Regions from separate parts of the Homo sapiens genome. Here regions 2 and 3 are each linked to region 1. A link is a loop called in an ENCODE intact Hi-C map of the cell type or tissue named here. Cell type or tissue: right lobe of liver. All regions are shown on one strand. Each heading gives the region's core, and the rest is flanking DNA. Links, peaks and the distances in the headings are about the cores only. Region 1 has its middle 75 kb from the start of LINC03065. Region 2 overlaps LOC105370832 (a long non-coding RNA gene). Region 3 holds the start of LINC01413 (long intergenic non-protein coding RNA 1413).

Region 1 (10,877 bases), core at 3,037-8,036:
ATTTTCTGTACACCCCTGTTGATAACAGCATTATTCTCAATCTCCAAAAGGTGGAAGCAACTCATTGATAGACAGACAAACAAAATGTGGTATACACATACAATGGAATATTTTTCAGCCTTAAAAAAGAAGCACATTTTGACATATGCTACAACGTGAATGAATCTTAAAGAATTATGTTAAGTGGAATAAGCCAGTCACAAAAAGATAAATATCATATAATTCCAATTATATGAGGTACATAGATTTGTCAAATCCATATAGACAGAAAGTAGAATGGTGATAGGGGCTAAGGGAGGAGGCCACAGGAGTTATTGTTTAAGGATATGGAGTTTCAGTTTTGGAAAATGAAAAAAGTTTTAAGGATGAAAAAAGTTTTGGAAGATGAAAAATGTTAGAGATGGATGGTAGTGATGGTTGCTCAACAATGTGAATGTACTTAATACCATTGAACTATACACTTAAAAACAGTTAAGATTGTGCATTTTATGTTATGTGTATTTTAGCACAACTGAAAAAAATAGTTAAAAGGGTAAATTTTATTTTACGTATATTTAACTACAACTAAAAAAAACATTGTACGTGGGAAATGCTGGTCTCAGTTTTTTGTGTTGGTTCTTCATTCTTAATTGTCATAATATTTTATTCATTCATTTCTTTATAAATAATGCACCATGCATAATTCTAGATGCTGGAGACATAGCCATGACTAAAGCAGACAAGGTCCCTGCTCTCACAGAGCCATAATTCTACCATCTATGACATCTTATTTGTGAGGATGAGATGGTATAGCATGGGATGGAAACCCCAATTTTACAGTGGCTTTAACACTCAAGATTTTACTCTCTGATATAAAATATCAATTTGGCAGGGACTCAGGATCCTTCCAGCTTTGTTCTTTATCAACCCTAGGGTATGACTGTATAGACATGATCCAGTGTGACTGCTGAATAGAGCTGGTCTTTGCATCTGTATTCCTACCAGCAGGAAGGAGAAAATACAACCAAGGGCATAATCCTTATTTTAGGTATACTCTTTGAAAGTGACATCCCATTGACAATAACTTAAACAAATGGCCAAGCCTAGCTGCAAGGGAAGCTGGAAAATGCAATCTTTGTTCCTGGCAGACATGTGTTTAGCTAGAATGCAAGGGTTCTTTTACTGAAAAAGAGGAGAATGGACACTGGAAGAGAACTATCAGAATCTGCTACACAATTATTTTCCCAGCACATCTTGAATTCTTTGAAGGATAAGAGGTCTCTCAACACGTAGAATTAAAAGGAAGAGCCCCTAAGGGGAAAGCAAAAAGATAATTTGAAATGATATCCCTCTGAGGGCTTCACCCCTGGAACAGCCCACTTCCTATTGGGAACATTTCCTTTTGATATGTAGACCTATGAACTAAAGAAACAAAACTCTCTTGCACATTCCCAACATGCAGTAATGGAACAGGTAGAAAATACTGCTATGAACATTGCTTTTTAAAAAGGAAGAAAATTGATACACACAGGATTCACTGGTCCACAGCAATTTTGAAATCTAGCTGGACATATGTTGCCAGTTCCTTGATTAAAGGATCAATTCTACTGCCTGGGAACAATTCACTTTGGCTCTTGGCTCTACCCTCTTGGCCATCTTCATTTTCCATGGAAAATAGCCCATGTTTATGGCTGAGTAATTTTTGCAGCCTGTTTCTGCCCACAGAAATTTGGATTTCATTTTGTATTTTCTATATCTTTCAGTCCAAGTTGATATAATTCTTTTAAAATCTTTGAGTTTTTAATGAATTATATTATAATCCACTCCATTAAACAGAATTCTTACCCAAAGGTCTCCTTCAAGATAAGCCCTTCTCTACCTTGGTCTTCCTATTAGGCTCCCAAGGGACAACATCTTTAAGATTCTTATAAGCCCTTTTTTGATAAAGGTGATCTGTGGGATATGCCCTTAAGATCCTTAGAGGATCTTTTATCTGACTAAATTGTTCTCTGAGGAATCACTTGAGATTTTTCTGAGATCATATCAAAGGATCTTATTGTTCTTACCTAGGTTTCATCTTTGCCTTGAAGCATTTTCCTTAATTGACAATCTTACAGAGCCTAGAAGTGACAGTTTTATTTTCAAATTCAGTTTTGTGTTCATCTTATTTCTTTCTTCTCATCTTTTACCGTAAACAAGAAGAAATAGCCAGAGGGCACCTTCAACATTCTTCCAGTGAATCTCCTTAGCTAGATAATTCAGTTCATTGGGTATAATTTCTGCTTTCTACTTTATTACAGGTCCTTGTGTTGCTAAACATTCTGCCACTAAATAACAAAGATCTTCCTCCAATTTCCAAGAACTTTTTCTTACTTTACTTCAAGCTCTCTCTACAAGCCTTCTTGAGGACCATCAGACTCTTCTACCAGTATCTTCATGGTCCTTCCAACTTCCACCTTCTTCCCCAAAGCCACTATCATATTTTTAGATTTTTATTACAACACCCCGCTTCCAGGTAAAAACCTGTTCCAGTTTCTATGGCTGCAAAATAAATTACCCCAAAACTTAGTGGCTTAAAACAGCCATTTATTAGGCTCATGGATTCTGTGGGTCAGGAACTTTGAGGTAGTGACTTGTCTCTAGGTTAAAAGATTTGTGAGATGGAAGACAAAGGTTGGGGATGGGAATCATCTGAAGTCTCATCCCTCACATGTATGGCACCTGATACAAACCGTTCACTGGGGACCTTGGTCCTTCTGCCTGTGATTTCTTTGCATGGGCTAGTTTTAGCTTCCTCATAGCATGGCGGCTGGGTTCTAAGAGAGAGTACCCTGCAAAAGAGCCTGATGATAGCTAAATTGCTTTCTGTGACTTAAACTTGGAAGTCACAAAGTGTTATTTCTACTTTATTCTATCAGTAAAGACAGTCACAAGGCCCATTCAAGTTTAAAGACTCGTCTTCTTGAGGGAGAAGTGACAATATTCTAGTGGAGTATATGGGACCAGAAATAATGCTGTGGCCACTTTGGAAAACACAGGAGAAGCCTAGGAAGGTACTCCTTTCATTGAGCTCTTGGATAATAAGCTCATCTCAGGCTCTGCTTCTAGAGAACCCAACTGCATTAGTTTCAAGGGCTGCCATAATGAAGTACCACAAGGTGGGTGGTAGAAACAAGAGAAATTTATTGTCTCACAGTTCTCACAGAGAAACTTATTGTCTCACAGAGATCCGAGATCAAGGTGTTAACAGGGTTGGATCATTCTGAGGGATGTCTTCCACACCTTGCCTTTCCTTTCTGGTGGTTTGCTGACAATCTTGGCATTCCTTGGCTTGTAGGAGCATCACTTCACTGTTTGCCTTATCTTCACATAGTGTTCTCACTGTGTGCATCTTGCTGTATCCAAATTTCCCCTTTTTGTAAGGATGCCAGTCATATGGGATTGGGGTCCTCTCTAATAACCTCATCTTAACTAATTACATCTGCAATGACTGTTTCCAGATAAAATTACATTCTGATATAGTGGGGTTAGCACTTTAACATATGAATTTAGGGTAGACACAATTAAACCTATGACACTGACCTAAGGATAGAGGCAGGAGGCGGAGAACTATCCTAGACAGATAGGAGAGGGTCCCCAGAGAACCTCTGACCCACCAAGGTTATTGTGCACAGGGGGCTTGACTAAATATGCCCACGGTGAAAAATTCTGTCCCTTAGCACATGTGCGGTAAGGGAAATAAATCAATGTGGCGGGACTCAGGCTAAGGGCCCCGCAAGTACACTGGAAGGATGGCGTGGAGTCACCAGGAATTCACACCTTACAAAAATGGGGAACTGATATGGTTTGGCTGTGTCCCCACCCAAATCTCATCTTGGGTTCCCACATGTTGTGGGAGGGACCCGGTGGGAGGTGATTGAATCATGGGGGCGGGTCTTTCCTGTGCTGTTCTTGTGATAGTGAATAAGTCTCACAAGATCTGATGATTTTAAAAGGGGGAATTTCCCTGCACAAGTGCTCTTCTTTTGTCTGCTGCCATGTGAGATGTGCCTTTCACCTTCCGCCATGATTGTGAGGCCTCCCCAGCCACATGGACCTATAAGTCCAATAAACCTCTTTCTTTTGTAAATTGCCAAGTCTTGGGTATGTCTTTATCGGCAGTATGAAAATGGACTAATACAGGAACCCAGCCCCATCAGCAGATATATAGAAGCCCTTGTATTCAACTTTGAAGGGGGCCAACTGGCAACCTGCTTTCAGGACCCCTCTTTTTGCTGAGAGCTTTCCTTTTTGCCTAATAAATTACACTCCACTCACTCTTTGATGTCTGTGTGACTAATGTTTCCTGGTTGTGAGACAAGAACCCAGATCTAGCTAAGCCTTAAGGAGTGAAAAATCATGCATCACTAAGACATAAGAGTATCTACTCTATGCCCAGGTGCAGTGCCTCACGCCTGTAATCCCAACACTTTGGGAGGCTGAGGCAGGTGGATCACCTGAAGTCAGGAGTTCAAGACCAGCCTGGCCAACATGGTGAAACCCCATCTCTACTAAAAATACAAAAATTTGCTGGGCATGGTGGCACAAGCTTGTAATCTCACCTTCTCGGGAGTCTAAGACAGGAGAATCACTTTAACCCAGGAGGCGGAGGTTGCAGTGAGTCAAGATCATGCCACTGCACTCCAGCCTGGGTGACAGAGCGAGACTCAGTCTCAAAAAAAAAAAAAAAAAAAAAAACAAAAACAAGAGTATCTACGTTACGCTATTTATTAAAAAGATTATCTGAAATAATACATAGTTCCTGGCACCTAGCAAATGATTAATAAATGTTAGCCATCATCATTTATCTTTGGATCCAGACAGACTAGCACAGTGCTTAGCACATAGCAAATATTGACCATCTTTGGGTTTTGCCTGCCTGGCATTCACTCCATCTTTTTCTGGTAAAAACACCTTGAAACAATCTTTTTGCTAGTCTTGGTGAGGCAATCATTCAAAATGTCCTGCCCTGCCCTCAAGAGGTGAGTATATGTGTGACCCAAGAATGCCATTCAGACTCTGTCTCCTAAAAATTAAATCTCGAGCAGAGTAACGTAGAGATAGAAAATGACAGAGATCATTTATCCCGCTAACAGTGCCACGAAAAGAGACTGACCTTTAGTTCCTACTATCTGGATACTTAGAGCTGTTTTGACTCCTGGCCTTTTCACAGCCTGGTGCTTACTTAGCATTTCTTTTAATTATTTGTGCCAGTCCACATCCTTGAGCACATTTCTTGTTTAGCTTAAGATAGTCAGAGTGAGTTTCTTTTGTTTGCGCAGAAACAGAAATAGACTGAAGTAGAAATTGATTCCTGGACATAACAGTTACAACTGACACTTAGAATGACAATGTGAAGTTGGAAGGGTCATGGTGAGGCAGGAGACAGTGTGGACCTCCGTTTCTCTGGCTGGGAAATGCCTATCTTCAAAAGCATGTTGTATCTGGAAACTCAGGCAATGTGTCTGTCCAGCTGGAGATTTGGGAGAGTCAGTAGAAAAACGTCAGCTCGTTGGATTAGGTTGGATACTTTTTTTTAGCCCAAGATAAGTTACTACAAGTAAGAGACAACTGGGTCATCAGAAAGCAGAGAGAGAGAGAACAGAAACTGCTAAGGGAAGCCCTTTCTAATTGTGGCCTGTGATCAAAGAGGGATAGTAGTCAGATAATCTTAAGCTGAATTCTCTCCCCTGAGTTAAAGTTAGTGGAAGTAATGTCTTAAGATTCTGAAAACTTAAGAGGAGCTAAAAAAAAGTCTCCCGGAAAAGCTCTACTAAGCACCTCCTTCTGGGCCTTCCTTGACGGATGAGGCTTCACTTAGTCCCCAATTTACAGCCCAACCACTGAAATACATGGGATGTTGGAGCTGAGATTGGTTTTATCTCTTTCGACTCAGGCTATTGCTTGTCATTGCCCCCAGGAAATGTTAAAATTGAAGGCTTTGTGGCTGAGAGCTGGAGGGAAGGGCAGAGCTCTAAGGCCTGTTGCTATGAGAGAGGACATCCTACCATTGGATGTGCATGGAGGGCCTACTAGGTTTCTAAGAAAATTGTTATTTCTGGATAAACACTTAACCAACCTAAGGTAATCTCCAGGCCCCTGAACTCTTCTCAATAGAAAATTAGGTTCTAAATTAGTTTAACCCTCACAAGTGATCCTCTCCACTGTCCTTTTCAGAGGTGACCACAGTGGATACTGGACATTGGCTCTTCTCCCAGAGGAGAAAACCAGAATCAACTACTTTTGCTGACCAATATATCCACTCTGTCACTGGAGCAGACAGCACTTTTTATTCCTGAGAAGCAGGATGTGACAAATTCTGTTTGCCAATGACCACTCTAAGCTGTTTCTTCCCCTTCCCTTTTCCATGTGAGTTTTTTTTTTCTTTAATTAAGATAACCTGACCTATTTCTACCATTGTAGATCAGGTTAAATTTATCATTTAACCTCAGTTTGCCAATACACAAGGAGCTATTCTGGGCCAACCTGAGAATAATGCATGTTGCTGAGAGGTGGATGCAGTAACTGGCCTAGCACTTGGGGAAGGAGGGAGTTTTGAGAGGTATGTAAAAGAGTTGCACTATTGCAGGTGATAACAATTATGATGATGCTGCATGTATGAGAAGGAGAGTGTGTGTATGGATATCAAACAGCTTGGGAGATTATAGTGGACAATAATTGTTTTCACCTGCCAGTATCCCAAGTTTCCTTTATAAAAACTTTCTTCCGCGATGCTTGAGCCAGACAGTTCTAGAAGGGCTGAACCTATACCTCTACAGCTTGGTTGGCATGTAACCCAAAATTGTGTGTAAATTTATTCCATCTTCTCGGCTCAGTGAATGATTTAGGAAAGCTTACGTGATCCAAGTCAGATCAATAGAGTCAGCCACAGAGTTCTGAAGGAATGATTGGGAAAGACACATTCTTTCCAAGGGATTGCTTGGCTGGTAGAACGTAAGTTTACAGCTCTCAGGGCCTAACCTGCCACCAGGGAGAGAATGCCTGAAAATGAAGCTCGGGGAAAGGAAAGCAAAGTAAGAACAAGAGTAAGAAAGAGAATGAGAGCCAATAAATATCCTTTTTGCTTAGCCATTTGGAGTAGGTGTAGTCTATTTTGTCTGGAGCTCAGCACCTGTGAACACTCTCCTTTTGGTTAGGAAGTTTCTTTCCTCCCCAAATTAGATATCAGAAATTATGCTTTCTTCACCCCCCTTGTAGCTAGCTGGGCACAAGCATGTGACTCAGGCCCCATCAGACATCCTTGTGAAATTTCTTTGAGATGAGAGCAATGTGAGAAAGTAATGCCACATGGAATCCATTTCTGCCAGTGAGAGTGACACCACTGCCACTTGGCCTTCAGAGGTGGCATTGTTGAGTTCCTATAACAGGGCTGGCAGTAGTGCTTGTGTCAGTAAAGTTCCTGCTGGCGGTGCAAAATGTAGCATTGAATGCTGGGAGGTGAAGGCAGTAGCAGTGTCTTCAGGCTAGTCCTGACAACTGTTTGTGGTGGTATCCTGGAAGTTCATCCTTGAGCCTGGCTCTCTAGCCCTCCTGGCAATTCTGCGACCTACCAAATATCCTTTAATAGTTTTCTTTTTGGCTTAATCAACCAATTAGTTTTTGTCACTTTCAACTAAAACTTCTGGTACTAAGGTAAAAATCAGTAAAAATTTGATAGAGATATAAATCAATGAATGAATGGCAATTCTGTGAGGTATATATTATACTTCCATTGTACAGAGGAAAAATTGGCTGAGTAATATTGGACCTTGCATCCTGTCCAAGGTCACGCAGCTAATAAATCCTAGAGTAAAGATTTGAATTTTGCTCTTTTTTGAATGCCCGAAGTTCACGTTTTTGAAATAATTTTGTGGCAGATAGAGCAGAGGGGCTTGCACAGAATTCATTCTACCCTTCTTGTAGAGTGCCTTCCTATACTGCAGAGGCTAGAAAACTAAAAGTGACATTTTCCAGACTTTCATACAGCTAGGAATATGATTAGGATCCACCAATAAGATGTACTTGTGTGAAAATTTAAGTTAGCACTGAGTCAGGTAGGAAGGAAGGCAGTGCCCAGGCCTTCATTTTGATGGTACGAATCTGTTACAGTATGGTTTGGGGCCAACAGTTGAGTCCACAATTTTCTGATTGCCAAATTGTGGCAAGGCAGTGTGATCTAGGATCTGGTGAGTGGTATAGTGGTTTCCTGATCCCCAGCTTCCAGATTGTTGCAGAGATAGTTCTCTAGACAGGTGAGCTCTCTAGTGTTGTTCTGGAACCCAGTCCACAGCCCACTCCTCCAGCCCCTGTAACTGTGGGCATGGGATTCCCTGTAGCCAATCCTTTCTTGCTAAAACTACTAGAATGGTTTCTATTATCTGCTTCTGAATCTTGTTTAATACGAGCATGGATAGAGGTCAAATACTACATAACAAAGCAGCAGTACACAGAGATTCTTATCGTTTCTAAGCCGCAATTAAAGAGAAAAAAAAGGATGCATTCAAGGTAAATTTATGTATTTCAGTAATAAGCACCATGGACTTTGTGGTCTTGCCACACCCGTAATCCCCAGAAACTGGGTGTATCAGTCAGCGTACCACCGGCAGGAAACAGAAGGCTCATTCACAATGGAAACTCTGGGGAGACTTTAATAAAGACTAGTTTTGGCCGGATGCGGTGACTCATGCCTGTAATCCTAGCGCTTTGTGAGGCCGAGGCGGGCAGATCACTTGAGGTCAGGAGTTTGAGACCAGCCTGGCCAACAAGGCGAAACCCTGTCTCTACTAAAAAATACAAAAAAAGAAAAAAAGAAAAAATTACCCAGGCATTGTGGTGGGCACCTGTAATCCCAGCTACTCAAGAGGCTGAGGCAGGAGAATCACTTGAACCCCAGAGGCGGAGGTTGCGGTGAGCCAGGATTGTGCCACTGCACTCCAGCCTGGGTGATAGAGTGAGACCCTCCTTAAAATATAAATAAATAAATAAATAAATAAATAAAGACTCGTTTTTACTTATCTTTTATTTCTATTTATTTAATTTTTTAGAGACGGGGTCTCGCTATGTGCCTAGGCTGATCTCGGATTCTTCCCACCTTGGCCTCCCAAAGTGGTGGGATTACAGGCATGAGTCACCATGCCCAGCCTAAACGAGTTTTTAAAAATATAGACTGGGCATAGAGAACCACAGGGGTCGTACAGTGCCCCTAGACCTGAAGCAACAAGTGGAGGAATCTATTATGGAAATTTGAAGACAGCTAGGTAGAGAGGGTGCTTTACTGGAGCTGTGACCTTTGGTTGCCGAATGCAGTCATGGCAACCTCACAGGCAAGGTGCAGGGAGGGAGCAACCTTACACTCAACTGTTTTTTCAAACTTCTGCACATTTGCTGAGCTCACCTAGAAGCCACAGGACACAAGCGTGTGCTGTAGTCCTTATAGGACAGTCTGCCAGGGTGGAGAAAGATGGAACGTGGATCTAAAGGGCAAATGGGAGATATCCAGCACACCACGTGAAAAAATTAACAACCTCAGTGCAGTAAGAGATCATGAAGAACGCAGGCTGAAGTATTTTATGCTCCTGAATTTATAATGTTCACAGATTAAATTTATTCTTTTTTTTTTTTTTTTTTTTTTTAGACAGAGTCTCACTCTTCGCCCAGGCTGAAGTGCAGTGGTGTGATCTCAGCTCACTGCAACCTCTGCCTCCCGGGTTCAAGCGATTCTCCTGCCTCAGCCTCCTGAGTAGCTGGGATTACAGGTGCGCACCACCCCCAGCTAATTGTTGTATTTTTAGTAGAGATGGGGTTTCTCCATATTGGCCAGGCTGGTCTCCAATTCCTGACCTCAAGTGATCCACCCACCTTGGCCTCCCAAAGTGCTGGGATTACAGGCATGAGCCACTGCGCCTGGCCTGAGTTTATTCATTCTTTTTAAAGATAGTCAACACAATCTACTCATGTGATTTGAGGTCGTTTTGCTTAGTTTAGCACACAGTGCCGTGGAGTATGAGAAGTGGAAAGCACTCTAGAGATCTCGCTGAACACCCTTATTCCATAGATGAGGAAGTCAAGACTTAGGAACATGACACAAATTCCTCCAAAGTCACTTATCCAAAGTTGCATAATCAGCATGCACACCCAAATCTACTGATGCCCAGTCCAGAGCTTCTTCCACTATTGGCAGCTGAAATCCATGCTGGACGTGCAAGTTGTGCTCATTACAAACTGCCAGACTGTGATACAGCTGTGGTCTGAGCCTGGAGCATCCCTCTGCCTTAGTCTTATTATTCTCTTCATTTTAAACATTTACCTGAGAAGCTGAATTCCAAAGACACTTTTCCTAAAAATAACTCAAAGACATGCAGGAGGAAATTAGCATACTGTATTTTCTTCAGCTATAATTTACAGTGTGTAATCTAAAAATGTGCAACAAAGCAATGCTAGTAGTGCAGAGAAAATTCCCCTGGGATATTTGGTTCCATTTAAAAACACCTCAGTATGGGGGGGATGTGGGAGCAGCAGCCTGTGACACACTTCCATCAGGGCAAAATGTTATTCCAGTGATTCACAGCCAGAGGCCTGACAAACACTTTGAGTCGATATAAAGGTTCTTGCCATCAGGATAAAAATGAGAATTGCAGTGGGTGGTCCCATTCTAGCCTCATGTCTCCTTCTACTTCTGTCCTGGCTTAGGTGGTTGCCCTGGAAACAGTGGGGTAGCAAACAAAACCATTTGGAACAACTTTTAGAAAGCCTTATGTACAGAGGCCTGATGTTTATTTGTTGCTGCCTTTTCCAAAGGCTTTCTTCCCCTGAGAGGGTGTGCTTCTTGGACTACCTTGAAAGCTAGTTCATGTTAAAGT
Region 2 (10,877 bases), core at 1,995-6,994, 320 kb before region 1:
GTGAGTCAATTAAACCTCTTTCCTTTATAAATTACCCAGTTGCAGATATTTCTTCATACCAACATGAGAACAGACTAATACAGTCCCTAATATGTATTCTGCATGCTAATCTCTGTCTCTAAGACTGTTTCTCTGGGAACCCAAGATGAAATACCAATGTAATCAAATGTTTTGTTTCTAATGTTATTAAAATGTATTGCTTTACATTAAAGATGTATACATTTTTAATAATCATTTAAAAATATGATATTGTTTGGATATGTTAAAATTACCTGCTACAGAACCACTTTCCTCTGGAAACAAGTAGGGCTGGTTGATTTGCTGTGATGGAAAAACAATCAGGAGTGCAAAGGGCATTTAAAGTAGGCTACAAAATTGTTAAGTCTCCATACTTGAGAAACTATACTGGGAATTGAGAAATGGCATTGGAGTTTACGTAGGGGAGAGAGAAATTAGGGGGTTGCTAGTCCCAGTGGGGATCCACACAAAGTTTTTGTTGTTGTTGTTGTTGTTAAGGCCTCTAGCTATACAGCTTCTTGAAGGCTAGGACTGATTCCCACAAAGAGCTCTGTCAAAGGCATTACAGCATAGTGAAGATGACTTCGTGTGGCCATCATCTGCCTTCTCTCTGTTCTTAGTCCCCTCTGCTCTTGGTCTCTCAGAACATCTTTTCCCCCTAATATTTTATAGCCAATAGAAATATGCTGAGGATATTTGAATTTTAGAAGAGAATTCAAAAGAAGGTACAATCTTTCAACATAGAAGCATGAATCTGAATTGCCAATGAAAGAGTTTCGGATACTATAACTAGAGCAGGAATGGTAATTTAGGGGAGACAGACAGTCTACCCAGCGTTGACCCAGATAATCTTCCTGAATACCTTTAATAGAGTCTTTGATTAATTGTGCCTTGTGCTGTGATTACTCATCCACCCCACACTGACACCTTGGTCGTGCAGTTTGCCTCACTATCAGTTTGAACTTCAATTCTGGATTTGACAATTCATTCAACAAATAATAACTAAGAACCTACCAGGTGCCAGAGACACAGTCGTAAAAAACCAAGACAAGGTCCCTGCCTTCTACTGGAGGAAGACAAAGAAACAAACAGATAAGCAAATATCATTGTTGCAGAAAGCAAGAAGGGCTAAGACAAGAATAAAGCAAGGTTAAGTTAGAGGACAACCAGGTGACCATTTTAGCTGTGATGAGTGAGGCCACTGAAGACCTTTCTGAACAGGTGACATGTGAACAGACACCTGAATGGTGAACATCAAGTCGTGAAGATTTAGGCAGAAGAGCATCCCAGGCAAAGGCTTGTAGTAGGAGCACAGCAAACAAAGGGGAGAATGACAGATGGGTTGGAGCAGTAGGCAGGGGTCAGAGCAAATAATTTGGATTTTGTTCTAAATAGTTACAGAAGGATTTTTTTTAAAGAATGAGAAATACGATGTGATCTAAGTTTGCAGAGATCCCGCCAACTGCTGCTTGAGGAGAGGGCTGTAAGGGAATGACAGTGAAGTCAGGTGAAGCAGTTGGAAAGGTAGAGTTATAGAGCAGGTAAGGTTGAGCATAGTGGTGCTCTGTAGAGGTTATGGGAACTGATTGGGTTCAGAATGAATTTTAGAAATAAAACCAACAGGACTTGGCAATGGATTAGGTGTAAGGAATGACAAAGAGATGACTCAAATATATCTCCCAGGTGTCCTTCCTGGCATAACTGAATGAATGATGGTACCATCAGTTGGGATGGAGAACACTGGAGGAGTAGACTTGGAGGCCAGGGAAAAATAAAGACTTGTGTTTGGACGTGTTAAATCTGAGATGTCTACATCCTACTGAAGATCTTAAATAGGACACTTGTGTATATAAATCTATAGTTCAGAAGAGAAGCTGGGGCTAGAAGTATAGATCTACACATCAACTGATAAAGATGCTTTTGGAACCCATGGGACTAGGGATATCAAGGAGATCAAGGGTATAAGAGATCAAGGACTGAGCCCTGAGGAACTTCAATATTTACAGAAGTGGTTTACAACACTCCATGCCCATTGAAATTACCAGAAGATTTTTTTTTAAATGTTGAACCTCTACCCATCCTTCACATATCTGATTTAATTGGTCTGGGGTTCAGTTTGAGTATCAAGAAATTTTAAAACTCCTCAGTGATTCTAACGTGCAGCTAAGGTGGAAACCACTGATTAAAAACTGTTAATTGTAGCTGTTTGACAGGCTGAGGGGAGAATCACGTAAGCCCAGGAGGTCAAGGCTACAGTGAGCTATGTTCATACCTTACACTCCAGCCTAAGTGACAGAGCAAGACCCCATCTCTTAAAAAAATGGGAAGAGAAAGCTAAGCCAGAATTACTAGAATGAAAAGAGCCATCAGCAAGGTAGGAAGAAAACCAGGACAGTAGTATCCTGGAAGTTAAGTGAAGAGACTGTTCCAAGAATGGCATGATCAACTGTGTCAAATGCTAATGAGACATTAAGTAAAATGAGAGAGAGAGAGAGAGAGAGAGGGGAGAAGGACATGAGGGTGTGGGTGACTCAAATGTGAAAAGCTTTTATAGGATGTAGGGGTGAAGGCCTGCCCAGCACAGGCTAAAGGGAGTGGATAGTGAGAAGGCAGAGATTGCTGCTGTGTGCTGTGTCCCTTCTGCCCTGGGCCAGGGTCACTCAAATGCTAGGCTCACATCCAGCATCTCTGGCTGCTCCTTGTCCCGGGGCTTGGATGGCCAATGCCCCTCAAATAACACTATCTCAATTACTTATTCCAAAAGCCAGTCAACATTTATTCCACAGCTCATTGAATACATACTCAGCACATACATGTGCTAGTTATTGTTAGGTAGTGGGGATACAATGCCAAATAAGTTAGAGTTCTTGCTCTCATGAAACTGTCAATTCATTGAGGAAGAGGGTCACAAATAATCACAACAAAATAGCAATCTTGATTCTACTTCCCCAATGTTACTCTTCGTTCAACTCTTATTTCCACTCACCTAGTTTAGGCCTTGAAAATGAGTAATAATGTCCTAAGCAGCCTTCCTGTATCCAGTCTCTCCCTTCTTGCCAATCTAGTTTAAACCTTGCTGCCAAATTCCTCTTTCTGAAACACAACCCTGTTCATGTAATCTGTTAATTGAGGAAGCCTTCATTGAGCACCTACTAAGTACAAAAAAAATGCAAGGTCTTCCCTCCTATAATGTAGGGTCAATTTATGGCTCAAAAATCCCAATCATGTAATATCGATTAAGAAGTAAACTTAGCAGATATCTAGTCCCCACCAGAATCTCCTATATTAATCTCTCTATAAATGATAAATGGACAGCTGGATGGAGAATCCATTTTTTTAAAAGGAGCCAAATACATATTCAAGAAGCTGGAATTTTTACAATTTCTTCCTCCAGTCCCGCTTCCTGCTCAACAGAATACAAGCTTCTTCATTGCCATTCAAGACCTTCTGTAGGCCAGGCATGGTGGTTCACACCCATAATCTCAGTACTTTGAGAGGCCAAGGTGGGAGGATCGCTTGAGCCCAAGAGTTTGAGACCTGCCTGGACAACACAGTGAGACCTTGTCTCTACAATAAAATAAAATAAAAACTAGCTGGGCATTGTGGCATGCTCCTGTGGTCCCAGCTACTCGGGAGGCTGAGGTTGGAGGATTGCTTGAGCCCAGGAGTCAAGACTCCAGTGACCCACGATCATGGTACTGCACTCCAGCCTGGGTGACACAGCAAGACCCTGTCTCTTAAGAAACTAAAGTAAATGAGAAGCTGAGGCGGGAGAATTGCTTGAGCCCAGGAGTTTGAGAACAGCCTGGGCAACATGGTGACACTTCATCTCTGCAACAAATACAAAAATTAGCCTGTCATGGTGGTGTGCACCTGTAGTCCCAGCTACTCAGGAGGCTGAGGTGGAAGGGTCACCTGAGCCCAGGGAGTTTGAGGCTGCAGTGAGCCATGATCACACCACTGCACTCCAGCCTGGGCAACAGAGTGAGATCTTCTCTTAAATAAAAATAAAATAAAAAGACCTTCTGTAGTTTGACCCTAAGGCACTCATGTCTTAGTTTCTGATATTCTCCCTTTACAGTACCCTCCCTGGATGTGCTTTCACACCACCACACTTTCCCCTTATTCCACATAATCAAATATTACACATCCTTCAAAGCCAAGGTCAAGGTCCACCTTCTCCATAACACCATGCTGAGTCCCTCAGCTGACTCATTACCTCCCTCACCTGAGATCCCTCAGGCTTTACTTTTACCTTCCTTAGGGGTTTCTATCTTTGATGATTGGTGCACCTGTCCTTTTTTTCATGCCTCATTGAAAGGTCCATGAGATTTGGGCTTATCTCCTGAATGTCTCCGTCTCCTCCATGGTACCCAGCATAGTGACTTGGAAGTTTCACTTGACAGACACTCGTGGAATGAACAGAGCAGTGATTCTCGGATCTGTTTCTTATTTTGTGAAAGGAGAAGCTTTCTTAACATACAAACATTTCTACTAACTCTAATATTATAATTCCTAAATTTAAAGTATTAGCTAGTATTGTATGCCTGATACTGTGTTTCCCATTTCGAAGACACAATTGTGACTTTTTGGGGGGAAAGAAAATACACAAGAAACAATTCACTTATAAACTGAATATAAAAAATGCTAGTTGTTAGCAACAGAAAATAACAAAGTTGCTCATACTGGGAGGACATACATGTAGTCAAGAGTCACCAGAGCATTAAAAGGAAGAGGTGCTAGCTGAGCTGAGCTTTGAAATCCCCATACAGTTCTTAAGTCCTGGGCATTTTAAGCCGGGAACGAAGGCTCAGTCAGGGCCACTAGAGGGAGCCAAGGCTTGCAATCTGCAGAACACGCTTTCTGGCTGAATTAGCCTTGGGTTCACAGATTCTAAAACATTTGCTTAGCAGATTGAAAAGGATCATCTTTATCACACATCTACAGGACCATTTCTAAAATGCAAGCTATGTTGAGTTTATTTTCAGTTTTTAGTAATGTTAAACCCCTTTGGAGAAGATAAATATTAAGAACTTAATGTCTGTGCATTTCATGCCATTTTCGCCAGTGAATATATCCTGAGACTTATTGGTGAGCTAATCTGAGATATTTAACAACCCCTGATGGGGTTTCTGGGGATGGAGGTAGAGAAGGACCAGGTGGGATCCTGTTCTATTCCCCTCCCACCTAATCAGACTGGCCGGGAGCTGGGCTGTCCTGGACCCACCAGTTTTCAGAGCTTGAGGTTCTCGCATCATCAGGCCGGGAGTCTAGAGGTTACTACCCACACTTTCAAATACTAAGCCTGTGGGACCAATTATGGCCACCCCCCTAGCCTTTTCAGTCAGTCCAACGCCACAGAAAGCCCTAAGCAAGTAGTGTTTAAAAGTACCTGGATGTTCTGGGGCAGCAGTGTGAGCAGTCTGGCCACCGTCACCAGACCTGGCCCTAGTGCTGGGTCTTGATGGACGGCTCAGGGTGAAGGAGCGAGGCTCCCATTCAAAGTCGGATGATAAGAGTGAGGAGTAGCTGGAAGGTGAGGGAGAGTAAATGGCTAATGTCCTGATTGATTGCCCTGCCTCAAAGAGGGTGACACTAGACAAGGTGAAATCACAAGAAATCACACATTTACTAAATGATTAGCATGGATCATATTTTCTTGCCATGTATATAAATGTTTATTTGTACTAAAATTTGGGACACAGAAACTTAAGAAATAAAAAAAGAATATTGCAACTACAAAGCCATTGTGAATTATCCTCAGTATCCCTGAGAAGAACCCTCACGCTATGAGGAGGACACTCCAGGGGACCCCGGCATGGAGGGGTCTCCCATACTACTTACTCCCAGTGCCACCAGATAGACCAGCTGCTGCAGAGCCTGCAACGTGAGAGTGGAGTACCTGAGAGGCCCCCTTTTCATCCAAAAGCCACTTGCAGAAAGCCTCTTAATGTGGCTGTCATCCAGCTTCCAGCTAAGCTGAGGGCAGGAGACTGAAGACTCATGTCTAGAAAGAAGAAAGAATAGCAAGTTGATTGGGCAGTCTTCTAAGTTGAGTTTGCAAAAAGCAGTGCATTATCCAGTACTCCTCTGTGCCTCCCATACTGCTGTCCTGGCACCCTCATGCTTTTCCTCTCCCTCTAAATCCTAAGGGAATAAGAAAAGGGAGATAAAAGCAAGCAAACAGAAATAAAAAAAAAGGATATTGCGTGGAGACTTTCTTTGGCCACTAGAGATGCCCAGTGAGGGTGAGCCAGATGAGCAGAATCAAGAACAAGGCTGGAGCTGCTACTCCTAGAGGTGGGGCAGGACAGAGTTCCAGGCAGCATCAGGGAGAGAAAACAAGGGTGTCCTGACTTGTCTGGAACCTGCTGTTCAGGCTGGAGGGCTGTGGAAAGCCAACCCCAAGGAAGAGTAAGGAATTAAGAGGAGAGGTCTGAGCTGCAGAGGGCTAGGTTGCTCCTGTCTGTGCTGTCTGAACTGCTCAACCACTGTGGCTTTTCTCAGAAATAGGCTCCACCTGGCATCCCTCCAGATGAAGTGCAAACTCTAGAGGCAGAGTATGGGCTGAATTGAGAGAGAAGTGGCCAGCACTCATGCCCAGACTCCAGGAGCACAGTTTGAACCCTACATAAAATAGAGTGGGGGCCAGGACTGCAGCAGGTAGAGTAAACACACGGTCTAACGTGCTGGGGCGAGACCAGGTGGGGTCAGTGCCCTGTCTCTGCCTGACTCTGCCAAAGGAGAGTGGGACTGGAAGCTTCCCTGCACTTGTGGGGTGTGGATAATAGGGGACTAGTGAAATTTAGAAACAAGAAGAGAGGCAGCTTTCTTTCTATGGGGGAGCTGGGGTTGGCCACATCAAGAAGAGCTCCAATTCAGGCAGATCAAAGTGTTCTTTCAGTAAGCCCTCTGGAGGCTCAGTGTCTTAGTCTGTTTTGCGCTGCTATAACATAGCATACCTGAGAAGACTGGCTAAAAGCAGAAATTTATGTCTCATATTCCTAGATGCTGGCAAGTCCAAGATCAAGGTGTTGACATCTGACCAGGGCCTTCTTGCTGTGTCATAACATGGTAGAAGGACAGAGAGAGAGGGACCAAACTCGTCTTTTTATAAGGAACATGCTCCTGCCATAACCGCATTAATTCATTCATGAGGGCAGAGCCCCCATGATCCAAACACTTCCCATTAGGCCTCATCACCCAACACCATTGCTTTGGGAATCAAGCTTTCAACATGTTAACTTTGGTGGGTCAGGGAGGAACATTCAAACTATAGCACTCAGCATGAATTGTAGCCACAATCACAGTTGGCACATATGACTCTGTGGTCTGGTTTTAAATTGGACTTAAAGCTTGGTAAAGGCCAAAATGCATTCAAACTTGGGTACTCTTCCCCAAACCCCACATATCAAATCCTTCAAGATTGGGTTCAGGTGCCACTGTCTCCATAAAATCATCTGAGTCTCTCAGCTGACCCACTACCTCCCTCACCTGAGATTCCACAGCCTTGTTTTCACCTTCCACATGGGTTTCCATCTTTGATAACTGGTGCACACGTACTCTTTCTCATGCCTCACTGAAAGGTCTGTGAGGCCAGTGCTCCTTTCTTGGGCATCTCTGTCTCCCCCTACAGCACCCAGCACAGTGGCTTGGAAGTTTCACTAGATGCTTGTAGAACAAATAGAGCAGCAGTTCTCTGGATCTGTTTTCTATTGTGTTAAAGGCAGAAGCTATATAAATGTTTCCCCAAAGTCATTTTTCTGATTCTCTAATTTAGGTTAAGTATTAAATACCTACCACATATCTGATCTTGTGTGTTCTGATTTCAAAGAAATGAAAGACACAATTGTGATCTCATTGTGGTAACACAACATAGAAGGAACAATTAGACTATGAGACTAATATAATAAATTGCTTAATTGTACCACATTGTAAGAGGAGATCAGAAGAGGGAGAGCTGCATGTGGTCCAGGGAGGGAAGGGAGAGCTAAAAGGGAGAGTAGTTGGTTACACTAAGCTTTGAAGATGGGTAGGATGTGCACAGGATGGCAGCCCTACTGATGTTGCAGCCCTTGCCCTTGATGCCCTGCCCTGGGCCTGGAGCCTGCAGTGACCCATCTCCTAGAGCTGTCCTGGTTTTCTTGTTGTTGGTTATGCCTCCCAAGCAGAAATTGCAGTAGTTATTGAGAAGGGACAACCATCAGGACACTTCTTGGATTTTTGTTTCTCATAAACTGAGAAAACTGGGCTGGGCTGGCTGAGAGTCCTCCGTGACTACACCCTCCTTCTCAGCTAAGTAGGAACAAGTTTCATTACAATGCTTTCCACTTGTCAAACACAGACCTTCCTTGCCCTGATCAACTGGGATGAAAGCTCCCCACTTCTTATGGGGCCACCCACAATCTGAGGCTTTACCCTTGCCATGACACTTGGGGTATCTTGTTCAGAGTTCCCATCATCCAGCTGTTGGAAAAGTAATTCCAGTACTCAGCTGGTGGTCATAGAAACTTAACTGTCCTCAGTTCAGGGATATAAGATTCCTTTAAGCCCTTCTACCTGAGAGATTAGACTTTCATTCCCCAGAGTCTGGTCGAGGTCTGGTTTAATAGGTAAGACAGAAAGCCATGGATCCTCAGAGGTAAGTTTGTGCTTTATCTGTCAACATGAGACATGGTGAACAGTGCTGCCTGGAAACCAGTCTCAGGCCCCGGTTTTGCCCTTTCATCCAGATAAAGCAATTGCTCTGGAATAACATGATCTGCGAGTCCAACAAACAGGCACACCCTACACTCAGCACACAGGCTGGCATTGTTAATATGGCATGCTTTATGGCTTCCCAAGAGAGCTTTGCTATGTTTCCTACCATGGCCACCATTTTCCCTCCCCATATAAGTCTTTACATCTTCAGTGCCTAGCCCAGAACTGGCATGCAAAGACATTCTATAAATGATGCTGAATCCTGAGGGAGACACTTGGCAGATGAATGACACTAGCTAATACAGCGTTTAAAGGCATGGTGTGACACAAAGATAAACATAAATATCCTCTATTTCTTTCACAACAGTAACTTTGAAACCCCATCTTTTGGAAAAGCATTGTCTCCACTATGATGCACACGTCAATGATTCTGCTTATCAAATTCTGTTGAGCCAGCATGGAAGGAACAACTCTCTGTAGTCTATTTACCTTAAGGAGCTCAGTCACATGTCCAGCTCGCAGCCTGTTTATCAGGATGAAGGATGCTCTCTGGAGAGAGCAGACAGCAGGACAGGCCGGGCTCAGATGACAGTCTGCCCTGTGGAGATTGACTTTAATGAAGCACAGAATAAACAGGAAGATTAAGAGGGTGCAAAAATCAGTGACAAGTTCTAAGTTCACCTCTCTGTTGGAAATGAAATGTTCTCTGTACACCTGAGAGCTGTCTCTGGGCTATAGATGAGGGCATCTGTTTGGTTGCCAATGATTCCATGCTATCCAAATCAGCCTCTATGTGAGCGCAAAAAAGTTTTCTCTTAATTTACAGACGTACTTCTATGCATTTTATTTAAATCTACCCACAAGGAAATTTTATTTAGAATGAGTAAAAATATTGGATTTATTAAAGGGTTTGAGAAAATATTTAATAGGCTAAGATGTTACCCTGACAAGCAGAGATTAAATGTTTTTAATATTGATCTTTTATAAAGTCCTTCCACATTCCTTTGTGCTGAGAAATCACGCTTTCTCAGCCATTCGTGACATAAAGGTGTAGTCAGTCCTGTAGGGATGGCTCACCTTATAAAAGAACTAAGTTCCTGGATTTAAATAAAAACAAAAACTAGTTTTCTTCACAACACAATGCTACTTGTTTAGGAACTTAATGTCATTTAGACATTTCATTGTACATTGTTTCAGTTCCTTATTTCAAATATGATTTTCAATAAATATTTAAAAATCTAAGTTACAAAATAACCAGAGGGAATAGTCCAGAATTCACACCCATCTTTTGGAGATGACAGTTTTGTTTAGAGGATCCAAATGGAAATATTTTCTCATGTCATCATTGTATGTTTTTCAAAAACATAGATATTACTAAAGGTGATAGCAAAGTATTCATTTTATATATATAGCATATTCCTTATTATTTAATCAAACTGTGAGAACAATTCATGTGTATGTGTGGGTGTAAACATATTGAATGCTTATCGAGCATCATGTAATCCTGCTGATAGTATTGTAGCATTTGTACCAGTAGATGGCACTCTGATTCAAATTGATATTCTAAGCTCCCTGTTGTCCAGCAGTATCGTTTCTTCGGTGGTAAATGGTAAGCACAGTGTACTAATCTGCCGGCATGTACCCAAGTGAAAATGTGTCGTAACACAAAAGTAACTCAAAACAAGATTTGCAGACTATTTTAGGAAAGCTGACATGTACCTGGGTAGAGTGCACAGTCATAATACAGTAATCAGAATGCCTGGATCCAGAAGGGATTCGTTGAGAACTTCTCTACTGAAGGGGCTCGTTAAGTAGACTTCATGGAATGGAATGGAAGGAACATGTGGCAGCGAGAAGCAGATATTCTAGGTAGACGTTGCCTTTAGGAAGGTAACCAGAGAAGTAGTTATGAGGAATGTGATATAGTTTGGGTCTACCTTGAGGAAGTCCTCTGAGACAGGCTTAAAGTCAATATTTAAACTTCATACCATGAGGAGAAAGTGGAGAGGGGGCAAGAGAAACACAAGCTAAGCAAAAAATAAGCAAACAAGACATGGTCAGCCAAAGTTATGCCTGGCATCCAATTTTCACTTTTGATTATTTATCATAGTAAATAAAACTCAAATCAGCCAACTGAGCCGCCATTTTTAATTTGGGGT
Region 3 (10,877 bases), core at 3,005-8,004, 500 kb after region 1:
ACCAGCAGCACCCCATCCCCTAGGGCTCTCTAACCCACTGTGTCTCTACCCTGACCTTACCTACCTTTTTTTTTTTTTTTTTTTTGTGAGACAGAGTCTCGCTCCATCGCCCAGGCTGGAGTGCAGTGGTGCGATCTCCACTCATTGCAAGCTCCGCCTCCCTGGTTCACGCCATTCTCCTTCCTCAGCCTCCCGAGTAGCTGGGACTACAGGTGCCCACCACCACGCCCAGCTAATTTTTTGTATTTTTAGTAGAGACGGGGTTTCACCGTGTTAGCCAGGATGGTCTCGATCTCCCGACTTCGTGATCCACCCGCCTTGGCCTCCCAAAGTGCTGGGATTACAGGCGTGAGCCACCATGCCTGGCCCTTACCTGCCTTTTTTTAACCAAAAATTCTGATCTATGTTCCAATAATTATTCAATAACTGCAGCTCTAGATTCATAAATAGAGTTTATGGGGAACCCCGTGGAGGATGCTGTTCAATGGGGAAATCTTGTACAAACCCGGTCTAGGCTTATCCAGTCCTTGGGTTGAACATTCTTGGAAAGAGGCTAACCTCCCACAGGCCCCCCTACAACACCCCCTACCTCGGCCCCCAACTTTCTTGCCGTGCTCATCTGGCTGGTACCTGCTCAAAGTAGTCATGTTCATTCAAAAAGACTAAGAGGACAAAGTGGGGAAGATGAATCTTTCTGAAAAAGAATTACTTCCTGTATTTCAAAGTGAACTGCAAATTTAAAAATTTTTTTTTACGATAAAATGCTGCTTGCATCATTCAAGCTGGTGCCACCCTCTCTCACTGCAGTGTCAGGTCTCTGTGCCGAGCCCATCGATTATCCTGCTAGTAAAATAGGAAGGAGCTGGAGGATCACTTTTTAATCTTATCCATTTTGGCGGTGATCCTTTTGGCTCTGTCTTAACACCCTAAGACGAGTCCTGGCCCACATTTTTCCTGGGGGTAGAAGAAGAGGGAGACGGGAGACAGTGCAGCTGTGTCATCTCCTTCAAAGCAAACCTCTCTGCGTAGACCTCCAGATGCAGAGCGGGCTTTGGAGGAACACTAAATCCCACCCTGATTGCCATTTAGCCCAGAGTTACTTGCGCAGAATAACAATATCCCCAAAACTACCCTGAACGAGGAGTTTAAACTCGGAGTGAGACGTGCTCATGGCTGCCTTGCCTTTGCTAACAATGTGAACTACAAACTCTTCTCTTGCCCGGTCCTCTTCCCGGAAAGTGCCTGGAACAAGCCGGAAGTCTTTCTGGGGATTTTAGCCATAGAATCTCAAGCCTGCTTTTCGGGATTTGCATCTGCCTTGTTTTTCCCAGTCTCACCTTCCCACCAAAGCCAGGACAATGCTAGTCAAGTTCATAGCCACAGAGTTCTGTGGGCATTCATTCCCTCATCGACCCCCTTTACTCGCAAAACCCAGAACCACGGAGGCTCCCCATAAACGCATCCAGGCCCTCCTGGGAACCTCCAGATGCAGTCTCGCGGGCCCCACTCCCAGTCCTTTCATAGCCTCCCACTGGAGCCTTGGGGTGATGTGTGTGTGTGTGTGTGTGTGTGTGTGTGTGTGTGTGTGTGTGTGTTGATGATGAAGGACACACGAGTGCTGTCCCCTCACTGCCATGGCTTCTCTGAGGTGCTGCCTCCAGCTCTGTGTCCTCTCAGAGCAAACCTCACAAGTAGCTAAACGGTGCCGTAATTGCTTCAGTGCCCCTGTGGTCACACTGTGCTCCACATGCGTCTATGAGGGCCGCTCTCCAGTCCGTGTCCTGCTATCTCACTGAGGCCTGGAGCCTCGACTTGTGCTCTGTACTTCACCAAGACGCTTGTGAAAATGGCCACTAGGCTGTTCTCTGCTGGGGAAAGACTTAGCTCCTGGGGCCATGCTGGGAAACAGGCTCCACACAGCTCTTTCCGCTCCTCACCTCTCTCACCTCTGCTCCCAGGCACCTTCACCCCAAATACACTTTTTTTTTTTTTGAGATAGTCTCACTGTGTCGCCCAGGCTGGAGCACAGTGGCGTGATCTCAGCTCACTGCAATCTCCACCTCCCAGGTTCAAGTGATTCTCTTGCCTCACCCCCCCTGAGTAGCTGGGATCACAGGTGCTCACCACCATGCCTGGCTATTTTTTGCATTTTTAATAGAGACAGGGTTTCGCCATGTTGGCTAGGCTGGTCTTGAACTCCTGACCTCGAGTGATCCACCTGCCTTGGCCTCCCAAAGTGCTGGGATTACAGTGTGAGCCACTGCGCCCAGCCCCAAAACACACTTCTTATTGCTTCCTTTCTTTCCCACACAAAACAGCAAATGTTTTGCTGGAGGCTGATGGCGCAGAAATTATCAGACACAGCTATACCCAGAATCCAGGTTAGGCTTAGTGGGATCCGCCTCCCATCCCGGCAGCTCTTCCTGGAGACACTTCCCCACCTCTGGTGGCCTAGCCGTTCAGTGTGGTCACTGTGGCACCCGTTGGGAAGCTGACACCAGCTGGTGTTGGCATTGCACTCCATCAACAAAACTGAGTCAACTGTCCTTCAACATAATATCACTTATATTGTTTCCACATCATCAATGTCTTAATATTTTACATAACTGATGTGGTGTTTCATCAACTACAATCTCTCTTAAGTGGAGGAAGCCTCACCAAATTAGTAAAATGCAATCTGAATTATATCTTTTAAATGAAACAGTTTTATTATTTCCAGCGCATGTGGAAATTTAGGCGAGATAAGTTTCAGGTGGACAACTCCTTCGGGATCTTTAATGAAGTCATGAAAATGGTTTATCATGAACTTATCAATTACTAGACGGAAATGAAAGCTTTTTGTAGCTTTGGAAAAGCCTGTTCCTTCTCCTCTACAGCGACATCTTGTTTACATCATCATGTGCTCAGCCTACTCTGCCCTCATAATTTCCACCAAAGTAAACGTCAAGCCTGATTCTGCAAAATATCACACATTTCAATTTGCTGCATTTAAGAACATTCTTGATATGTTATCCTTCTTTATCCCAGGCTCTTAAAATGCTTTTTCAAAACACTTGCTTGGACCTGTGGAAATAGGCGGTTCTGATGTTTGCGTTTTGAAGATAAGACGGCAGAAATGTTGAGGCCCTGATTGCATGGCTTGCCTGAGTTCCCAAGGCCTGAGCTCTGCCACTCCCATCTCTAGCCCAGTTCATTGGGCTCAAAGGTGGAAGGAGAGGCTGCTTCGGAAACCCCCGCCGCCAGGTGTAATTACAGTACCAAGAGCCGACCTCTTTGCCACACCAATGGTCCAGTGACCACTGCCCAGCACATGACTCTTGGCCTGGGAACGAGATGACATTCACTGAGTGTGACTGCCACATCTGAGTCAGAGGCGAGGGGGAAAAACAAGCACTTGTTTTCCACATGCATCTCCAAGGCTGCATTTCCAACTTGGCCATGGCCATAGAAGCCAGAACCTTACAGTGTCTTGGCAATTAAATGGTTTTCACACTTCTATTTTTAAAAGCCTTGGAACGAGTAACCTGGGGGATCAGAGTGGTTGGGTGAATGTCTTTCCAGAGCTCCCCACTGTCGGAGGCCCTGTCCTGGCAGCATTCCAAAGCAACTGCGAAACCAAAATGCTACAACAGGGCCTACTCTGCAAACCTGCTCCTCATATGATAAAAACAGAAACACCAGAGGCACCGGGGCCCTTGCAGTCTGTCCTACGTGAGGACAAAGAGTACATTCTGGCCTCCGGTCCCCAGGCAGTAAGATTATGATCCCACTATTTGCATGTGTACATAAAGCTTTCACATATGGGATTGCAGTGCAGGGGTCCCCAGAAAGCCATCTCAGAGAGGGAGGTTGGCACGAAAGAGGTTTCTTTAGGGTGAATTCTTGGGGTCAACACCTGGGAAGATCAGAGCTAATTCTTGGGGTCCACACCTGGGAAGAGGAGGGGAGGCGAGGGGACACGAGGGGAGGAGAAGGGAGGGAAGGGAAGGCGCTGACAGCTGTGGCCTGTCTGTGGGTAGCGCCCAGCAGCTGGGAGAGTAAGTCCTGCCTTCCTGAGGAGCTGAACTGTGGTCGAAGAATCCCTCACAGCATTTCATCTTGCTTTTTAAACGTGCAAACTTTAAAAAAAATTGAGGTGAAATGTACATAATATAAAGTCATAAAATTGACCATTTTTTCTTTTATTTCTTTTATTTATTTATTTGCTTATTTATTTGAGATGGAGTTTTGCTCTTGTTGCCCAGGCTGGAGTGCAATGGCGTGATCTCGGCTCACTGCAACCTCTGCCTCTCGGGTTCAAGCAATTCTCCTGCCTCAGCCTCCCGAGTAGCTGGGATTACAGGTGCCCGCCACCATGCCTCGCTAATTTTTGTATTTTTAGTAGAGACAGGGTTTCATCACATTGGTCAGGCTGGTCTCTAAGTCCTGACCTCAAGTGATCCGCCCACCTTGGCCTCCCAAAGTCCTGGGATTACAGGGGTGAGCCACCGCGTCCGGCCTATTTCTTTTATTTTTTTAAAGAGAAGGTCTTTCTCTGTCGCCCAGACTGGAGTGCAGTGAAGCGATCATAGCTCATTGTAACCTTGACCTCCCAGACTCAAGCGATCCTGCTGCCTCAGACTCCAAGTGGCTAGGACTACAGATGCACCCAGCTAGTTTTTTAAACTTTTCATAGAGATGGGATCTCGATTTGTGGCCCAGGCTGGTCTTGGGCTCTTGGCCTCAAGTGATCCTCTTGCCTTGGCCTAACATTAACCATTTTATTTTATTTTATTTGAGACAGGGTCTTACTCTGTCACCCTGGCTGGAGCACAGTGGCATGATCATCGCTCATCGTAGCCTCAACTTCCCAGGTTCAAGTGATCCTCCTGCCTCAGCCTCCTGAGTAGCTGGGACTATAGATATGCACCACCACCCCCGGCTAATTTTTTAATTTGTTCTAGACATGGGGTCCTACATTGCCCAGGCTGGCCTTGAACTCCTAGGCTCAAGCAATCCTCCCACTTCAGCTTCTCAAAGTGTTGGGATTAGAAGTGTGAGCCACTGCACCTGGCCAAAATTAATCATTTTAAAGTGTACAATTCAGTGGGATTTAATGACATTCATGATGTTGAATGTTAACATTGTGAATTTAGGACATTCCGCTTGTATCACATTTCAAAATATTTTCATCACCCCAAATGAAAATGCTACACCCATTAAGCAGTTACTTCCCCATCCCCTCCTTCCCTGGGGTCCTGGCCAACACGAATCTGCTTTTTGTTTGTATGGATTTGCCTCTTCTGGATATTTCATATACATGGAATCATACAATATGTGACCTTTTCTGGTCAGGCTTATTGCACTCAGCCCCATGTTTTTGAGGCTTATTCGAGCTGTAGCATGTGTAAATACTTCATTCTTTTTTGTGACCGAATAATTGTATGGCGATGTCTCATTTGGTTTATCCATGCATCCACTGATGGGCATTTGGGCTGTAGCATTTCATCTTTTAAAAAAGGAACTCACGGTCAGGCATGGTGGCTCACACCTGTAATCCTAGCACTTTGGGAGGCCAAGGCGGGCAGAATGCCTGAGGTCAAGAGTTCGAGACCAGCCTGGCCCACATGGCAAAACTCCTGTCTCTACTAAAAATAGAAAAATTAGCCAGGCATGGTGTCAGGCGCCTGTAATCCCAGCTACTCGGGAGGCTGAGGCAGGAGAATCGCTGAACCCTGGAGGCAGAGGTTGCAATGAGCTGAGATCGTGTCATTGCACTCCAGCCTAGGCAACAAGAGAGAAACTCTGTCTCAAAAATAAATAAAATAAAATAAAAAAGGAACTCAGTATCCTAAAAATCTTCTGTGTTGCAGACCTACTCATCCTTCCCTCCCGCTAAGCCCTGGCGACCACTGATCTTTTTACTGTCTCCATAGTGTTGTCTTTTCCAGAATGTCATCTAGTTGGAATCATACATTCCGTAGCCTTTTCAGATGGGCTTATTTCACTTGACAATAAGTTTCCTCCACGTCTTGTCATGGCTTGGTAGCTCCTCTTTAGTGCTGAACAATATTTCGTTGCCTGGGTGTACCACAGTTTATATATCCAGTCACCTACATCTTGGTTGCACAAGGACATCTCGGTTGCTTCCAAGTTTCAGCAATCATGAATAAAGTTGCTATAAACATTCATGGGCGGGTTTTTGCATGGATATAAGTTTTTAACCCATTTGAGTAAATACCAAGGAGTGTGATTGCTGGATGGGATGGTAGGAGTATGCTTAGTTTTGTGAGATACTTCCCAACTGTCTTCCACAGTGGCTGCATTCTCATCAGCAATGAATGAGAGCTCCTGTTGCCTCACATCCTCACCAGCACTGGATGTTGTTGGTGTTCTGGATTTTGGCTGTTCTCATAGGTGTGCAGTGGCATTGGTGTTTTAATTTGCATTTCCCTGTAACATATGATGTGGAGCATCTTTTCATGTTTATTTTGCATCTGTATAACTTCTTTGGTGAGGCGTCTATAAAGGTCTCTGGTCCACTGTAAAATCACGTTGTCTGTTTTCTCATTGTTGAGTTTTTGTTTTTGTTTTGAGATGGGGTCTTGCTCTGTCACCCAGGCTGGAGTGCAGTGGCATAATCACAGCTCGCTGCAGACTTGACCTCCTGAGCTCAAGCTATCCTCCCACCTCAGCCTCTCAAGTAACTGGGACTACAGGCATGCGCCACCATGCCTTGCTAATTTTTTATTTTTTGTAGAGATGAGGTCTCCTTCTGTTGCCCGGGCTGGATTCTTGAGTTGTAAGTTCTCTGTATATTTTGGAACTACGGTGTATATTACTATACTGGTGGACACATATTAGAAATGGGTGCAAACCCATAGACTACGCAACACCAAGAGTGAACCCTAATGTAAACTGAGTGACAGTGGACTCTGAGTGATTATAACGTGTCAGTGTAGGTTCACCATTTGCAACAAATGTACCGCTCTGGTGGGAGTGTTAATAATGAGGGCTGCGAAGCATGCATGGGCTCAGGGAGGATGTGGGGAATCTCCGTATTTTCTGCTCAATTTTACTGTGAATTTAAAACTGCTCTAAAAAATAAACTGTATTAAAACAGAAAAAAATAATTTAGGATTAATCAACGTGTAAGTTCCTGGTCATTGAAGTCAGAACCTCACCTCATTTGGAAGCAGGAAATCCCTTCTTTACTCACCGTGTGCATGGGACACACTGACCAAAAGCCCCTGCCCATTGGCCTTCCTGGGCCTGAAGTGGCACTTCATGCTTGCCCTCCACTTGCCTGTCGCCACATGCATGCCAGGGTGGCCTCAGCCCTGCCTTACCCTTTGCAGGCCCAAGTCAGCGGGGTCATCCCCAGAAAGGACTTGGTGTCATTTCTGGAACAAGTCATTTCTGGGGGTGCCCCTGCTGTCACTTCCCTCTGCTCCAGGGAACCCTCTCCTAGGCCCTGCCAGGGTGTGGGACTTCTTGCTGACCCCAGTCCTTGGCTCATCTCCCTCTTTCTTCTCCCAGGGTCGTTGAAGAGGGAGCCTATTCCTTCCAAGCCTTAAAGCCACCCTCCTTGGCTTTAAGTTACAGCCAACATTCTGGCAGTCGTAGGATCCACCAGCAGAAGCTATGTTCTCCTGCTTGGTCTATGGGTGAATCTCCGCAGGGCCCTCTGTTCCCCACTCGGTCCCCACTGTGAGGCCCCGCCTGGCCCCTCTAGGTTCTCTGCCCCCAACTGGTCCTGCCCACTTCTGCTCTCTCCTTCCCTTCTCCTCAATCATCACGCCCTTGTTCTCAGGCCTCAGTGCCCCAGCACTTAGCACAGAGGATCAGGAACTTCCACAGTGATCCTAAATCTCCCTGTTCTTTTTAAATTTACTTTATTTTTTAGAGCAGTGTTGGGTTCACAGTAGTTTTTGCTTCCGTCAAAAAATGCTTGTTGACTCGGAACCTCTTCCTTGGAAATTTCAACTGCAAATCTGAGAGCTGCTTTAGAGAACCCTCTGTGGGAGAGTGCCTGCCACCTGTTGCTCCAGTTTTCTGTACATAATCTATGATCCTCCTGGCAATCCCATGATGTGGGCATTGTTATTCCTGCGTTATAATCGAGGATGTTCAGGACAGAGCCTATCTAGGTGGGAAGTGGCATGGCCAGGATATGCCCCTTGGGTGCCCTAGGACCAGCTCTGTTCCCATCTCTGAGCTCCCTCTGCCCATCGGGTAAGGTCTGGTCACTTCCATACTGTTTTCAATCTACTCTGTGCCAGGCAGGGGGTCAATCACTGAGATTTGTAAGGTACATGGGTGGGGCTGGAGGTTAGAAGAGAGTTTTCAAATCACTTTCAGCCTAGTGGGGAAGGCAGGCCCATCACCAAGGCAGTCCACCAACAAGGCTAGAGGGAGCTGTGCTTAGCCTGAGGGAAGAGCCCCATTTCTGTGGCATTATGGGTGACATTTGAACAACTAACCACTCATTTCATTACCCAGGGTCAAACTTCGCCCCAGGGATATTCATTAGTAAGATGAAGAGGCTTACTGTTTGCTGTGGTCCTAATGTCTGTGTCCCCCAAAATTCGTATGTTGAAATCTTAACCCTCAAGTCGATGATATTAGGAGGTAGGGTTTTGGGGAGAAGATTGGGCCATAAGGAGTGAAGTTCCATGAATGGGATTAATGCCCTTATGAAACAGGCCCCAGAGAGAACCATCGTTTCTTTTGCCATGTGAGGTTACAGTGAGAAGTCGCTGGCTAGGCGTTGATGGCTCTTGCCTGTAATCCCAGCACTTTGGGAGGCCAAGGTGGGAGGATCACTTGAGGTCAGGAGTTCGAGACCATCCTGGGCAACATAGGGAAACCACGTCTCTACAAAAAACACAAAAATTAGGCCAGGCACAATGGCTCACGCCTGTGATCCCAGCATTTTGGGAGGCTGAGGCAGGCAGATCACTTGAGGTCAGGAGTTCAAGACCAGCCTGGCCAACACAGTGAAATCCCAACTCCACTAAAAATACAAAAACTAGCTGGATGTGGTGGTGCGCACTTGTAGTCCCAGCTACCTGGGAGGCTGAGACAGGAGAATTGCTTGAACCTGGGAAGCGGAGGTTGCTGGGAGCCGAGATCGTGCCACTGCACTCCAGCCTGGACAACAGCATGAGACTCCATCTTTAAAAAAAAATTAGCCTGGTGTGGTGGTGTGTGCCTGTAGGTCCAGCTACTCAAGAGGCTGGGAGGATTGCTTGAGCCTAGGAGTTTGAGGTTGCAGTGAACTATGACCGCACCACTGCACTCCAGCCTGGGCAACAAAGAAAGACCCTGTCTTTAAAATAAAATAATAATAATAATAATAATAATAATAATAAAAGAAAGGCCATTTATGACCCAGAAATCAGGCCCTTACTAGATACCAGATCTACCAGCACCTTGATCTTGGACTTCCCAGCCTCCAGAACTGTGAGCTGTACATTTCTATTTTTTAAAAGCCAACCAGTTTATGGTATTTTTGTTATAGCAGCCTGAATGGACACAGTTAAACCTGACTCCAGAAAGTAAAGCAGGCCCCTGTGAAGGAAGGAAGAGGGAGGAAGGAGGAAGGAAGAAGGGGGAGGGAGGAAGGAAGAGGGAAGGAGGGAGAAGGGCGGTGGCCGCACACCCCCACATCTCATCCGCCCCTGGTGGGCAGCCTCCCCAAGGGATTGATTCCTTCCTCAGCAACAGTTGCTCAGAGTTGAGCACAGGAACTTGCCTTTTTCCAAGTAGCAGACACAGGCCGAGGCACAGAGTGGGGCTGAGGAAATGTGCCGTGAATGGATGGTGAACAGGAAGGGACACTGAAGAAGGAGGCGGTACTGAGAGCAGCCATCTTGGAGCTTGGAAACGGAGACGCATGTGAAGCCGTTTGCACAGTATTTTTCCCTTAAAATATGGGTGGGGAACAAGGGGCTGTCATTTGTCTTTTTCTTTGGGATGGTGAGCAGTGAGCAGGGCACGCCGCGAGGAGCAAACTGCAGCCCAAGCACACGCGGTCAGCACGCGGAGCACAGGTGGGGAGAAGCGGCTGACGGTGGCGTGGCCCCGCGTACCTGGGTGTGGACGCCCCGCCGCCCCGCAGGGGAAAGCTCCTGGAGTCTGGGGTCTGCTGCCCCGAGCTCTGGGTGTCCAGGTAGGAAACAGGTAGAGAGTATCCGGGTTTCCTACCCCTCCGCCGGGGTGGCTGTGCCTCCCCATCCTCCTGCTCCCCTCCTTCCCTCCCTCCGCAGGGGAGGGCAAACCCAACCCCCAGGTGAGGGTCTGTTCTGCGGGAGTGGGAAACAGCTGGCACAGGCTCAGGCGGCAGGTGGTGGCCCTGCTCCTGCTGTGAGAGATGGAAGCCAGGAGGCGGCGGGCGGGCCGTGCTCAGGAGACCCATGCCCCACCCAGCCTGAGACTCTGTCATTCCCTTCCACTGGGCTCCCCATGAGAAGCCCCAAAGCAAAGTGGGTGTGGCTGGTCAGGGTGAGTAGGGCAGGCCGGAACGGACCCGGACCCAGAACGGAGGAGGGTGGTGTGGACCAGGTGGGCCGCGGAAGGCACCTAGCCTAACAGGAGAGGGACAGGCGCACCCCCAGACGGTGGGAAAGCGCCCTCTGCCTCCAGCTGGGCTCGGCCCAGACCCTCCACTTCCCAGCCCCTTGCTTCTCTGTGCCTTGGAGGTTTCAGGGTGGGCTGGTGGGTGGGAGGACATGTGAGAGTTCCTGTGTCAGGAGTTGAAGCCCATCTTGGCCACTTGCCTGCCGGGGCCCTGTAGAAACCCCTGAAGCTATAAACAGGTGCTCGTCAAAGTTGATTCCAGGGGAGGGTGGCAGGAGCAGTGGCGGGTGGTGTGGGAAGAGAAGGACTGCTCTCTA

The links. A loop is a pair of places that touch in the nucleus more often than their neighbours do. Peaks named below come from ENCODE experiments on the same cell type or tissue, not always from the same donor. Only the 100,000 strongest peaks of a DNase experiment are listed, where the experiment ranks them.
Region 2: it touches region 1 in a loop (4-fold over the local background); 18 of 110 quality-filtered maps call a loop at or near these places.
Region 3: it touches region 1 in a loop (3-fold over the local background); 58 of 110 quality-filtered maps call a loop at or near these places.

Annotation. Positions count from the first base shown.
Region 1 is chr15:56,806,846-56,817,722 of GRCh38, forward strand. No RefSeq gene overlaps it. Among named protein-coding and RNA genes, the nearest start is that of LINC03065, 75 kb to the right of the region's middle. RefSeq lists enhancers at 1-157, 7,279-7,448. In right lobe of liver, for the core only: a CTCF peak has its summit at 5,010; no DNase peak of the experiment used is centred there; H3K27ac peaks cover 610 bases.
Region 2 is chr15:56,486,476-56,497,352 of GRCh38, forward strand. LOC105370832 (a long non-coding RNA gene) reads right to left here. Exons shown (of 4, transcript XR_007064652.1): 2 at 10,438-10,598; 3 at 9,208-9,316; 4 at 5,673-6,025. Among named protein-coding and RNA genes, the nearest start is that of MNS1, 27 kb to the left of the region's middle. RefSeq lists an enhancer at 4,716-5,010. In right lobe of liver, for the core only: a CTCF peak has its summit at 4,848 (motif pointing right); a DNase peak (open chromatin) is centred at 4,836.
Region 3 is chr15:57,309,304-57,320,180 of GRCh38, forward strand. LINC01413 (long intergenic non-protein coding RNA 1413) reads left to right here and starts at 9,835. Exons shown (of 5, transcript NR_120337.1): 1 at 9,835-10,153. In right lobe of liver, for the core only: no CTCF peak of the experiment used is centred there; no DNase peak of the experiment used is centred there.